Regions from separate parts of the Homo sapiens genome. Here regions 1 and 2 are each linked to region 3. A link is a contact called in ENCODE Hi-C data. All regions are on one chromosome and are shown on one strand. Each heading gives the region's core, a stretch centred on a gene start or an enhancer-like site at or near the end of the contact. The rest is flanking DNA. Distances are from core to core; before and after follow the strand shown.

Region 1 (4,550 bases), core at 909-3,408, 710 kb after region 3:
TAAAATCAAGCCTGCAGGGAAAATATCCTTATAATTTAGAATTCTGTAATATGCTTTCAGCTATGGAAAATGTAAAAAGCAAAGTCAAGAGACATTCTAGTCTGCACCAGGACCTGGTTCGTTACAGTTCCATGTAACAATAATAGTTCACATTTGTGGAGTGCTCTCTAAATATCAAGCGATATGGTGAGAGTGTTACACACATCATCTCATTTAATCCTCAATAACAACCCTACAACTGAGTTATTATTATTCTCTTTTCACACATGAGGAAAGTGAATTTTAGAGGTTGGTTTAAACATTTGTAAATGACAGAGGTGGGATTAACATCCAAGTCTCTCTGACTCTATAGCTCAAAATCTTACTATACTTAACTACTGTGTTATATTTAACTTTTGCCTCTTATAAGGTGAAGGACCAGATTCTTCCATTTCTGTCTTCCACTTTCCCATGTAATCTGCTACATTCACTGCAAAGGATGTTTTGGTTATGGTTATTATCAATGTCATGATTAAGGAAAATTATTACTATTGATAAAACCAATGTATATATGTATTGTTTATAGTTTGTAATGTACTTGCATAAACATTATATTACTAAATTTTCCACAACTCTATGATATGGGTATTGTCCCAGTTTTACAGACAGAAAACTGAGACTCAGAGCATTTAAATGACTGGTACAGAAAGTGTCAACCTGCCATATCCAGGCAGACCCTGTACTCACAGTACCTTGATAGTGAGAGCCTCCTTAAATTTTGTGTACAAAATACCTCCCACTTGCCTTACCCTAGGCCTGCCCTGAGGCAGAACCAAAGCTAAGTTCTCTTGTTTATGCAGGTTACATTGGTTTCTATTCAACTTATAAGATATTAATGGTCCTAATCCACTGGAAAAGATTGATTCTGTAAGTCAACAATGAGTGAGGAAGCCCAAATACAAATGCAGCCAGAACGCCAAGATGGTTGACAAGATGAAGCTTCTCCTTGGGCCCATAGACTGGGAGGATATTGGAGACAGTGATTGTGAATCATTTATCTCTGTACTTCCAGCCTAGGCCTTGGACCTGACACTCAGAGGATGCCTGATACTTTTTGAATAATGAATGAGTAAATCAATGAATCCAACAAACAGTGCTTGAGTTTGGAGTTATTCAGTATCTTCTTCCCCTGATGCTTCCTCTTTCGACTTGTTCTCAGTGCTTGGAGAAGGGGGAAGGAAGAGCAGGAAGCCTTGCCAAGCCCCTTGCCAGGGAGGACACAAGCGAAAGAAACTTCAGCAAAAGCTCCCACTCCCAACCTCTCTGGTTGTCATGTCCCTTTGGCCCTTGCTGACTCAGTTCCCTAACCTTCAGATGCCTCCCCTCTGTCCTCTTGGAGGTGGCTGAGGAGAAGTTCTTGCACTCACAGGAGAAGGCCATTCATTCACCTTGACTTTCCTTTCTCAGAGTATTCTCTGGGAAAACTGAGCCCTTTTCATCTGCAATGTAGGAGCTGCCACCCTTTGGAGAATGTCAAGATCCAATTTTACATAAAGGGTTTCTTTTATTTCTTATTTCTATTTAAGGGAGAAAGAGAAGCAAGATTGATCCCAGTTTCTAACACAGATTGAAAATGGAGTTTTGCCAATTTTCTGTGTTTTACACTGCCATGCTCTGCTGGCCAAGGTAGGAGAGAAACAAGCAGCCTGTGTTCCTAGAGCATTTTTCTGAGAGCAGAAAGATGTCAGTTATTTGGATAATTGAGTGTCTGGCTGAAAATTTACCTGTGCCACATCTTTGAATAAAAAGGGTTTTGATTTAAAAATATCAGCAAAACAAACAGGATAACAAAGTAGAAATTTCTTTCTGATTTAATGAAATAACTATTTTTATGAATTATATAAGTAATGTTAATTATGATCCAATTCAATCTGCTTATTTAAACATATTTCATAAAACCCTCTATTAATCAGGAAGCATTTATTAGTCTAGTTTGGGTATACAACTGGCTTTCTTGGCTTTTGTTATCTTTGACAATTCAGATTTGTTACCAGAGATTGTCCACATCAGTGAAGTTTCATGAGCATTTTACCAGGGAAAATGTCTCCTGGAAAGATCCTGACACAGAGTAATTTGTCAGGACCTGCCCTGGCTTGAGAAAGGTGAAGAAGCTGCCTCACTGCTCTGAAAGTACAGGGTAGGTACACTGTGAGCTGTGGAAGGGAATGGAATGTATATGGAAAAGTCTTTTGACAGAGTTCCAAAACAGATGAATCTCCACTTGGTTTTGCAATCTTCAGTAGCATTGAGATCTTTCAGCATGCTGCTTCACGTGATAAAATTTTTAAAAGAGGTGAAGAAATTGGCCTGTGATGCAATAATTCCATCCGTGCCCCAAATATCTTGTAAACAAGGAGAGATTTTGAGTGTAGAGTGACTCTTTTCTTTCAGGAGCTTCCAGGGTAGGGTGGTGCTGAAGGAAAATGTTGACAAAGAACAGGAGTCTGATGAGGGCACTCTTCCTTCCTGCCCAGGGAGTCCTGCCAGCCATTCGTGGGCACCCTGACTCCCCTCACTAAACAAGTCTGGACTCAGAGCTGAGAAGGTATCCAGATGCTCCCTGGCCACAGCATTACTATTGGCTGTAAGTTTAAATTATCTGTCTATTAAGACACCCCTATTCATGGATGAGGGCAACAGAAAGCTAGCAAAACTGGGAAGGTGAGAGAACTCAGGTTTTCTGACACTCAGCTGAAGGAATTTACGTAATTCCCCTCTGCTTTTCATGGCCTGGCCCCAGGTGTTTGTGAAGAAAACATCAGCATATACCACCAATATCAATCATGCATTTTTATGCATCATAAGTAGGAGCTACACCATGATTTACCAAATAACTAGCCTATGAATGCCTTGTGGAGTCTCCTCTTCTCTCATCTCTCTCACTTTCTCCCTCTTCTCTTGTGGCTACCCACATACATACACACACATACACACACACACACACACACACACACACACACACACACACACGTACGTATTATCTGAGCTCCTCTTCAAAATCATCCAGGACCATGCCCACTAAAGTGGTCTCTCCACCCAATGAATTATCAAGCAATCCATATTCTAGAATAATATTTGAGGAGGCTGAGGGGCAGTGTGTGCATGCTTCCTGGCCTTATTCAATCAAGCATTCTGCTCTTGGTTTACTGTTTAATCCACCTTGAGCCTTTAGGTTTCATAAATGAAGTTCGTGAATAATTGCTCGGATAAGAATGGAAGATACGAGGGCTAGTAAGCCTCCTAATTTGTAAGATTGTGTATGCAAACAAAAAGTACCATTCTGGCTTAATGTGGTGTGGAGTATTATTCTCTCCACCAGAGATGTCTTGTTACTCCCAAAAGAATTGGAAGCTCTTAATCGAACACCTCACTACCTTTCTCAATGCCTTGCACTTAGTTGGCATGTGCTTAGTTAAGATATTCTGGTTGATGGGATCATTTCAGTGTACAAATAAGCACACAGCAGTTATGCTTCCCTCTCATCGCCACTTACATCCTCCATCCCACAGCCTTTCAGGAGTCCTGGGTAGTCCCAGGTCAGCCCAGCTAATGGGGGGATTAGGGATAAACCCCATTCTCTCTGTTTCCTCAGCTGCAAACAAATGGGGTTGGGCTTCCAGCCTCTAAGAGTCTTTTCTAGTTTAACCCTATGGGTTTATGCAGCTCTGGACTTTTCAAAGATCATTCAGTGAGTTCCTCAGACAGCAGTCTCATAATTTCATTTTCAAATTTTGAATGAGGATTTAAGATCAAGCTTTTGGAGTCTCATTAGTCCTTATGGTCTCTTGTTACCACCTTGATTATCCAAGCTCTTTTCTGCCACTGAGAAAATGTAAACTCCTGTTCTAGGAGTTATGCTGTGATCTACTAAGAGCTGCTCCCCCTGATCCTTCCTGCCCTGCAACGCTTTCCAGTGATCCACACTGAACTTCCTTCTCCTGGGCCCTGAGATGACGGCCTCATCCCACTCAAGCCCTCAGCCCCTTTCTCTTCTCCTGACCTGCCCTAGGATTGCCCTTATCAGCCCCAAACACCCCAGGCACTGGCTGAGTGGCAAAGACACCTCACTGCCTCCTACACAGCCTTGATGCCCAAGCCCCACAAGACACCACTGGTTCATTTGAAAGTTTTGTTGTTACTGTTTGGTTTTGTTTGTTTGATTGTTATTCATAGGCCACCTTTCCTTCCCTCTTCATACACACCACCTACCTGACCCTTTCTTCCCCAACATGGCCCTTGGGCTCACCCAGATGTTTTTCTGGCTGACAGCTGGAAAGCCAACTGGAGTGTCAGCTAGAACCTGTCAACCCAGCCAAGGAGCCTTATGTTTTCCAAAGGGGAGGAGCCCCTTCCCAGACACACTGCCCTCTTCCCTGCCCCAGGCCATGGGAACACTCCATGGGACCTCAGAGCCATCTGGTCATCTCTTCCAGGACATCACAGTGACAGGCCCCTGCTTCAAAAATATATCTGGGTCACTTTGCACACCCCACACATTCAGGGACCGGCAT
Region 2 (4,150 bases), core at 1,042-3,541, 530 kb after region 3:
AATATGTGCCACACATATGGCTGTTTGGGTATGCCCTGCAAACTTCCAGGGGGCACCATTCTCATTGCAGTCTGCTTGAATGTGCCCCCTGAAGTTATGGAGTATGAAAGATGAGATGTGATACTTGGTGTTATACAGAAAAAAAAAATACATCTCAAAAGGGAACAGTATAATATATGGAAGATAGTATTAGACCATCAGCCTAATAAAGCATCATCTCACATTTAGCTACAATCCTCCAGAACTTCCCTCATTATGGCTAAAAATAGAAGATATTATTTTGTTCTGGCTGAGAAGAGCCCTTTTGCTATTTAGATACCATCCTAATTTAGTGAGAATCCGGCTCCATAACTGTCCAGCTTGCAGTCAGGAGCATGGGAATGCACCCAACAACAGTTGGAGAAAGGAGAGTATAGTGATGAGCTCAGGCGTCTAAACATAGATATAAGACGAGCCAAAAATTGAGGAGGAGGTTGCACAAGGAACAGTCCAGTGAAAAGGCAGCATATCCTGTGGGCATGCACAGAGGCATGAAAAACTGAGAATTAAAAATACACAACATTAACCCAGCTAATTAATTAATTAATAACTTGAATTTGAGGCATATCCCTACATGGGCATGTTCTTTGGTTTTGATTCTTATAATAACAAATACTGTTTTGAGTCATAACCTATGAAAAAGACTCTTTTCAGATTCTGAGCTTACCCAGGGCAAAGTAATAGGGAAGGTATTTGAGGTCTCCATTCTAAGACAGACAGAGACATTAGTAGATAGAGTTATAGATTAAGAGAGGGAAAGAGAAAGAGGGAGAAAGGGGAAGAGAGACCCAGAGCAAACATGTGAAGGATCTCTTACAGATTTAACTGTTTTTTTTCAGTTTCATAAACGTCAAATCTCTCTCTAGATGAGGTCTAACATGGGCTACTGGAAGAGCACATGCCATTTCCTATGCTGAAGCTAATGACCACAGCAACAACACTTTGCACTCAACAACACTTGCACTCTGGCACCTCAACATAAAGGAGCAACAAAGTAAAGCAGCCACTTAAAAGAAGGAAGGTCAGCCAGGCATGGTAGCTCATGCCTGTAATCCTAGTACTTTGGGAGGCCGAGGCGGGCAGATTACCTGAAGTCAGGAGTTTGAGATCAGCCTGGCCAAGATAATGAAACCCCATCTCTACCAAAAATACAAAAATTAGCCAGGTGTGGTGGGGGGCGCCTGTAATCCCAGCTACTTGGGAGGCTGATGTAGGAGAACCGCTTGAGCCTGGGAGGCAGAGGTTGCAGTGAGCCGAGATCGCACCATTGCACTCCAGCCTGGGTGACAAAGAGTGAGACTCTGTCAAAAAAAAAAAAAAAAAAAGGAAGGTCTTGCTTTGGTTTGGGATAAACATCCTTCCTACAGCTCTTTGAGACCAAAAATTAAGTAGTATAAATTGAGCTGAATTCATACATTCTTCTTTTCTGTTTCTCAGAATCAAGAACAGAGAAAATAAATCCTTCATTCATTATCAACGATTTTTTCATTCAAAAATGCATGTAATAAAAATACATGTATTATGATCTAGGTGCTGGGAATGAACACAACCTTAGAAAATAGAACCACTCTGCTCACTGAAGTATTGAAACATTGCATAATATTTAATAATTGTTTCAGGAACGTTAACAAGTAATGACACAAGATCTTTGAAGCCATGGATTCCTGCCTTCTGCAGTGGGAGTGATATCTTTAAGTGTTCTTCCCATTGCTGACCTGCAGCCACATGAGGATTAAATGAAATGAGATAACAGCTACAAGGTACATTGCCAAGGTGGCTTCCTTTATCAGTATGGATGTGCCTTGGCGCACCAGAAGTGCTCAATAATGTTCATCTGTTAATTCATGGACTCACGTATTTTCCATTGCTCAATTCCTTTAATTTACATTACCTCTCCTTTCTTACATAAATCTCTTTGCTCATGAAGATGGTAAGCTGTGTGTTTCAGGTACACACATGAAACATCCTGAAACCTGATCCCATTTCAATGAGGCCACACTTTCCCTGCTCCAGCCACCAAGAACTAAGTCCAGAAGATGCTGCTTGAAGTTCAGATATGGAAACCAGACAAATGGCTTTAGACTACAAGCAAAAAATCAGTCATTAAGTGCTAGTTGCTGTTTTCCCACCTGTTTTCCTTGCTTGAGCCTTCCCATCCAGATCCTCCACCTCTACACCTACCTGGTTAAAAATGTCAGCACTGGGGGGCATATTTACTTAGCCATCTACTTCCTGGCTCTTGGATTCTGTTTGCTAGGTCCTGACGTCATCCCCAGGCTGGAAGCCAATGTTTGCACTGGGTGGGAGTAAAGGGAGGCATAAACAGAATCAACCCGCTTGTGCTTTAAAAAATCAGGCTAGAATTATATACATATTTCATGTCAGAAAAATAAAATGTGTCTTGGCGGTGGATGGGAAGTTGGAGCACTTGGACTGGGAGTGGAGAGTTGGCAGATGTGTTCCCCTTTTCCTTGGCCCCCCGCCTGACAATCATTCAACCTTTTACTCTTAGAGTCAGCTCCTTCCCCCTCCTCTGAGGCCTTCCAAGTGCTACAGCATCCTTGCCGTCATCCTTAGCGTGACTTGAAAAGGAAGACAGCGCTGTTACAAAATGGTGTACATTCTCTAAATTATATAAGTCTTGTGTTCATGTCACTGGAGTGAACCCCAATTTTGCTTTAATCGGAAAGCCAGGTTCAGAAAACAAGACCAATTCACACAAGAATGAGGTTATCTAAATGAGAACGTTTAGAAATCAACCACTTAACCAGAAATGGAGTTCCCATTTCTCAGGTTCATCAAGTACTAAGAAGACTTTTTAATTATTTATTAATTTATTATTTTTTTGAGACAGGGTCTTGCTCTGTCCCCCAGGCCAGGAGTACAGTGGTACGATCATGGCTCACTGCAGTCTCGAATTTCTGGGCTTAAGTGATCCTTCCACCTCAGCCTCCCGAGTTGCTAGGATTACAGGCATGAGCCACCATGCCCAGCTGAAGAGTATAATTTGCAAAAAATTTAACTACATTTCTCTTAGCTCCTTTGTTCTCTTCAAACTCAAGTGGATCTGTTTCTCAATTCCTGGTCTTTCCTGAGACCTCCCAGGATTGCAGTGTCTCCTGAGTTTTTATCAGTACATCCTGTGGCCTTCGTCCTAATCCTGCCACCTCTCCCTTCACGGGCCAGCTCCCAGTGCTTCCCATGGGATTCCTAGGAAAGACCACTCCACTGTATTTCTCCTATATCTTCAAATTCCAGAAAGTGTTCTTTCTCCTACACTATAGTCTCTGGAACCCTGCAGACTTGTGATGATGGTGTTGCTTGTGTTGATGTGACCCCCACGGCCCCATGGTTGTTGTAGGAGGTACTGAAAAACATTTTATGCACCTACATGACAGCTTCTAGACCCTTGCTTTCCCACCCTCCTGAACATAACTCTCCTTCATTGAGGCTCATGACACCAGCCAGCTCTCCTCATCCATATGTCGATCATCTGCCAGACTCTATGGAGTCCATTTTCTCATGCTTAGCACCCCTTTGTAGCCTGGCAGGAAGTCTGGCTCCCCACCTTCAATCTTGAAACTGCTTTGGGAAATTTCACCATCCATAATCCTAAAACCTTGCTAATTCAAATGGCTTTAGACTCTCCTCTAACCTAAACAATCCACTCCAAAAACCATAAGCCAGGTCACAGAACTCTTCAACTCTTAGAAAGCCCCTGACTTCCACCAAAACACTATATTTAGAAACCTGACCTCACTAGCTGTGTTTAAACAGTGCAACAATCTAGTTTACTATGGAAAGAGATTTTTCCAATTAAGGTTGTGTGTTCAGAGTTTCCTTCTACTGATATTAAAATAAAAACAAACACTATAGTAAACCCCAAACAAAATGTTTTGTCTGGAGAGAAGGAAAGCAATGGGCACCACAGAAAAAATCATGAGTGTAGGGGGCCTTTCGTCCTATATGAATCACTCACCCCTCTGTAATTGTAAGAACAAATTCAATACTAAACAGCAAATAATTTGGATGCATCTCATTTCTTCTTCAGGAAAAAGATAGCATTTCTGCTGAGGCTTCATGAAGTGGGAGGGAAGGATAAAATGAGAAT
Region 3 (4,132 bases), core at 488-2,987:
GTGACCTCGAACAGCCTACTTTCCCTTGGTCAGCTAGATGTGTTTCCTACAAACTGAAGAGCTTAGATGAGCTGCTCTTTCAAGTCCCTTCCAGGACACAGAGGCCCTTCCCAAGAACTCAACACAGGAAAGCTGGCCTCTGCCCCCAGAAGCTTCCAGGCGAAGGAGAACAGTCAAGGAGCCAAAGTCCTAGGTGCTCCGCTGGAGGGTGACTTCCACTCACACCAATCTTCCAAAACCTAGGGACTTGGGACCGAGCAGCGGCATTATATCATTTCCAGGCAAAGCCCAAGTTCTGTCTTCCGTACCCACGGTCTCTTTTCGCATTTTGCGCAACATCATTTGCTGCTTCATCTGACCTAACTCGGTGGGTTTCTTGATTTTAATGTGTGTAGAAATTACTTATTGGAGAATTTTATTAAACATGCACATTCTTAAGCCTGGCGTCCAGTGATCCTCTTTTGGGAGGCCTGGGCAAGGGCCACGACGTAGGCACGCTTCACAGGCACCCAAAAGGTTCCCACGCAGCAGTGACCCATGAAACATGCTTTGAGGAACACTCATCTGATGGTTCTGGAGTGGGGTTGGTCTCCCTCACAGACTCAGGCTCCTGGGAGCCAGGGACTCATTTGACATTGCAGTGAAACAGAGAACATGGAAAGGGACATGCCATGTAGTCAATCCAAATTGGATGAGTAAGTGAATCAATGAATGACTAAGGCACATGCAATAGGGAAGGTCATTGTCACCATGAACTGAAACTTTCCGGCAGTGTTGGAGAAGGTAAGGTGAGTGGGAGACGTGGTACAAGACAGGCTTCAAAGCTGGGTCTCTGATGGGTCACCAGAAACAGTAGGGTCCTTGTAAGGCAATGCTTCTTCTCTAGCAGACACATTTTTCCAGAGGGAGTCTGTCAGCCTCCATGATATTTTAAGCTGCATCCCTCAAAATGTCGTAAAGGAGGATTAAAGTATAAATGATTGTCAGTTCACTCCTGTCCTCCTGGTACTGCGCTGAGCATCTCAGGCTGTTTGGAAGACAGGGGCAGCAAGGGAGGGGAGGAGCAGGGGAGGGCCTTAAAATGTGACTGAACAGAGCCTGCAGAGAATGAGGAGCTCTGGTGTGTCTTGGGGGGCTAAAGCAGTTCACAGGCTGCTACTTTTTTTGTGACATAGCTTTTACGGGGGGAGAGCCAGAATATTAAGCTCATTGCTTCCAGATGGGAAGGTTGGACAAGACAGAGAGGCTTTGGCTCCGAAAGCTTGGACGCTGTGGTGCGATATGGATGTGACATATTGAAGTAATCGAGATAGAAGATCTGGCTTTAGCCAAGGCTGTCAGATAGATACTTTTTAAAACATTACATGGTTTGTAACAAGGTATTGTGTATCCTCACAGAAACTCTGCCGCCTAGGTCTCTGGGAAGGCAGTGGGGGGAAAAGTGTGCTTATTTTGCTTGAGTTACTAAAGCTCCTTTTATATATGAGGAATTTGGCATCTCCTGGCTGGGAACGGCTGAGCCAACAGTGTCCGATGCACTTGTAATGTAGATCATGCTAGTGACTTGCTAAGTGAGTCCAGGTGTTTGCATAAGAGGCAGGGTCCTAAGCACCTCCTTATTTGAGCCCCGAAGCAATCATGGCCCAGTGCTTCAAATGAGCCTCAAATCTGTTTAATAAATCATCCTTCTATTTATAGAGTTAATCCAGGGAGAAAGCCTCCGTGTTGTCTGGTGGGGCATGTGCCACCAGAGGGCGCCCGATGTCTGCCTCATTCCATCAGAGTGGCTCTTGCTATATCAGGGGTTTTGCCTCCCCTGCAAGCTCCTTTATCCAGTCCTTTCCTTCCTGAGCTTTCAGGCCCTGGATGGCATACCTATGGATCAAAGCCAGGTGGGGCAGGGAGAACCCCCAGACCCTTTCACGAGGGACCCTTTCTCCTCCAGTGTCTTCAGTGAGAACTTCCCTCTGGGCCAGCCTGCCCATGCACGCTGTGGAAAGGGAGAGAAGGCCCTGCCTCATTTGGAAATCCTGAGTTTGCAATGTGCTGGTTTACTTGCAATTCTCATGTTCAGAGAATGGGCCCCTTCCTTGGCTAACTTCACACCTGAGAACATGTCGGGGCATCCCTGCGGACCCAGTGTCTGCTTCACATTTCAAAGGCTGGGAACTGTTAAGCTTGTATTTTGATTAAAATTTTGTATTAGCGCCCCCCCCCTTCAATGTAATTTCAGGATATTTAATTTCAACCAATCATCTGAAGGAAAGTGGGGGGAGGAGGTATCTGATGTGAAACAGCACACGGGGAAAGCCAGCCAAGTTAGAAAATAGAGCAGCTCGGGGCTGTGTCGATGTGACAACTGAAGTCTCTTTTGTTCTCTCAGGCAGGGTCTGAAACCAAAGCCCCTCAAGGACAGGAGATCTACCTCTGGGCTTGGAATCAAGAGGACCAGTCGTTCCGGGAGGCCTCCCTGCTACCTTTGGGGCCTTTGGCAAGTCCCTGAAAGTTTCCAGGTTTCAGCCACCTATTTGGGCTCTGGGGAGAGGAATGCCTACCATTTGCCTCTGGCTCTGGGATTTTAAAAGGAAAAGCAGCAGAGTCTTTGGAAAAACCAATCTCTGAAGACCCAGGGTGAACATTAGTTACAACACCCTAGCTTCGAGGTGATGTAAACTTCAGGTACGGAGGTTACGCTCAGAGGAATAAAGGAGCATTCGTCAAACATGAGCTCCCCTCGATTGTGGTCTAGGGTGGAGACCAGTTATTCAAGTGTCTGTGGGCCCAGGCAGGTAATGAAAATGTAGTTATGGGGGAACGCCCGGCTCAGAACAGGCGTAGAGTAAATAGTTGTTGTTGACTGACTGAAGGAATAAAAGTGGGTCTGATATAAGACAATAGGGAATGGTACAAACCTTGTCAAACTGGAAGGTACATGACTTGAATTTGATGTTCAAACTATTGCTTTTTAAAACACTAGTTTAAACATCTTCTGGCCCTAGAGCTACCAATTTGTATCTCTGTATCCACTTTTATATATTTTAGGCCCATTTAAAAGACCAGGAAAGGAGGAAAATAAATCTAGCAGTATAGGACGTTCTTAATCTTGTCAGTTAACCCTAATTTTAACACCCCATCTCTGTTTGTCATTCTACTTAACCACTTTGGATTAAGCAAATTCAGTCACTTTGGAAATAGTACGTGTGGATGGTACCTTACAGGATGAAGGACCATAACAATATTCTCTAGCGCAGGCCTCTACCTCCACAGGGGGACAGACTGATGAGCCAGATCAACTCCTGCATCCTCTTCCTCAAGGAAAGCCCCCATCAATAAAACCACAAGGTTACAGTGGAGCCAGAGGGAGAGCTGGCCTGAGTTGAGACCTCCTCATGGAACTCATGGCTTCAGTTTCCTAAAATGGGGATTGTACTCCCCTAGCTCTCCTTGCTTCACAGAGCTGTTTGTGACAACTCATGAGTAATGTTATGTGAAAGGGCTTCACACACTGCAGTGTGCTGAATAAATGTAAAGAGTCCATGCTATCCAATTTGGAGACAGAAATTAGAGGACTCCTCCTCACACTAGTTAAGTACATCTCTTAAATTGCTTGGACTGTTGGCGTGGTTCTCGCCAGAGTTGAATATAATTCCTCTGTTGATGGGTCAGCCTTTATTTCCCCCAGTGCTGTTTCTTACTTGAGTTAATGAGTCCAAAGCTCATGTTTGCATGCTACCTCTGACCCTCACTAAGTGCTCACCTGCAGCTCTGCCCTGTCCTCAGAATGATGTGACCCTCAGGGCCAAACACTCCACAGGCTGCACTCTGCCACCTCCAAATCCCCACCAGTGGGTCCAATTCTCAGTCATCTGCTTGTTGTATTTCTGTTGTTTCTGTATTCATGTCAAGGATATTTGGCTGCAGAATTCCTGCAATATATTTTAGGTGAATGTGCAGCATGATCTTATTCTGGAGTCCAGGAGACTCCACCTAGGATTGCTCACAAGTAGGTCAAGTGGAGGGGGTGGCTAAGGCCAGTTTTTCTGCTTGCTATGCTGGTGCAGGCAGAGGCTTTAGAGTTATGTTTCCAATAAAAGGCATAGATTTTCACTGCCTGATGATCAAAGTCAAACTC

The links. A loop is a pair of places that touch in the nucleus more often than their neighbours do. Pooled maps may share reads with other maps.
Region 1: a loop to region 3 is called in a pooled map, with 5 times the contacts of the local background. The contact joins two enhancer-like sites. A Hi-C loop is called at or near these places in 2 of 37 single-sample maps with no recorded cell type and 4 of 50 pooled maps.
Region 2: a map of endothelial cell of umbilical vein shows a loop between it and region 3 (14-fold over the local background). The contact joins two enhancer-like sites. A Hi-C loop is called at or near these places in 2 of 168 maps with a recorded cell type or tissue (Right ventricle myocardium inferior and endothelial cell of umbilical vein) and 6 of 50 pooled maps.

What each region holds. Positions count from the first base shown.
Region 1 is chr2:19,233,218-19,237,767 of GRCh38, forward strand. No RefSeq gene overlaps it. Among named protein-coding and RNA genes, the nearest start is that of MIR4757, 110 kb to the right of the region's middle. Within about 2 kb of position 2,159, at least 2 of the 41 ENCODE cell types and tissues checked have a DNase peak (open chromatin) inside an H3K27ac peak, as active enhancers do.
Region 2 is chr2:19,046,765-19,050,914 of GRCh38, forward strand. All of the region lies in intron 5 of LOC105373456 (a long non-coding RNA gene), which reads left to right. Among named protein-coding and RNA genes, the nearest start is that of LINC01376, 22 kb to the left of the region's middle. Within about 2 kb of position 2,292, at least 8 of the 41 ENCODE cell types and tissues checked have a DNase peak (open chromatin) inside an H3K27ac peak, as active enhancers do.
Region 3 is chr2:18,518,959-18,523,090 of GRCh38, forward strand. LOC105373454 (a long non-coding RNA gene) reads left to right here. Exons shown (of 8, transcript XR_001739302.1): 8 at 2,384-4,132. Among named protein-coding and RNA genes, the nearest start is that of RDH14, 40 kb to the right of the region's middle. Within about 2 kb of position 1,738, at least 6 of the 41 ENCODE cell types and tissues checked have a DNase peak (open chromatin) inside an H3K27ac peak, as active enhancers do.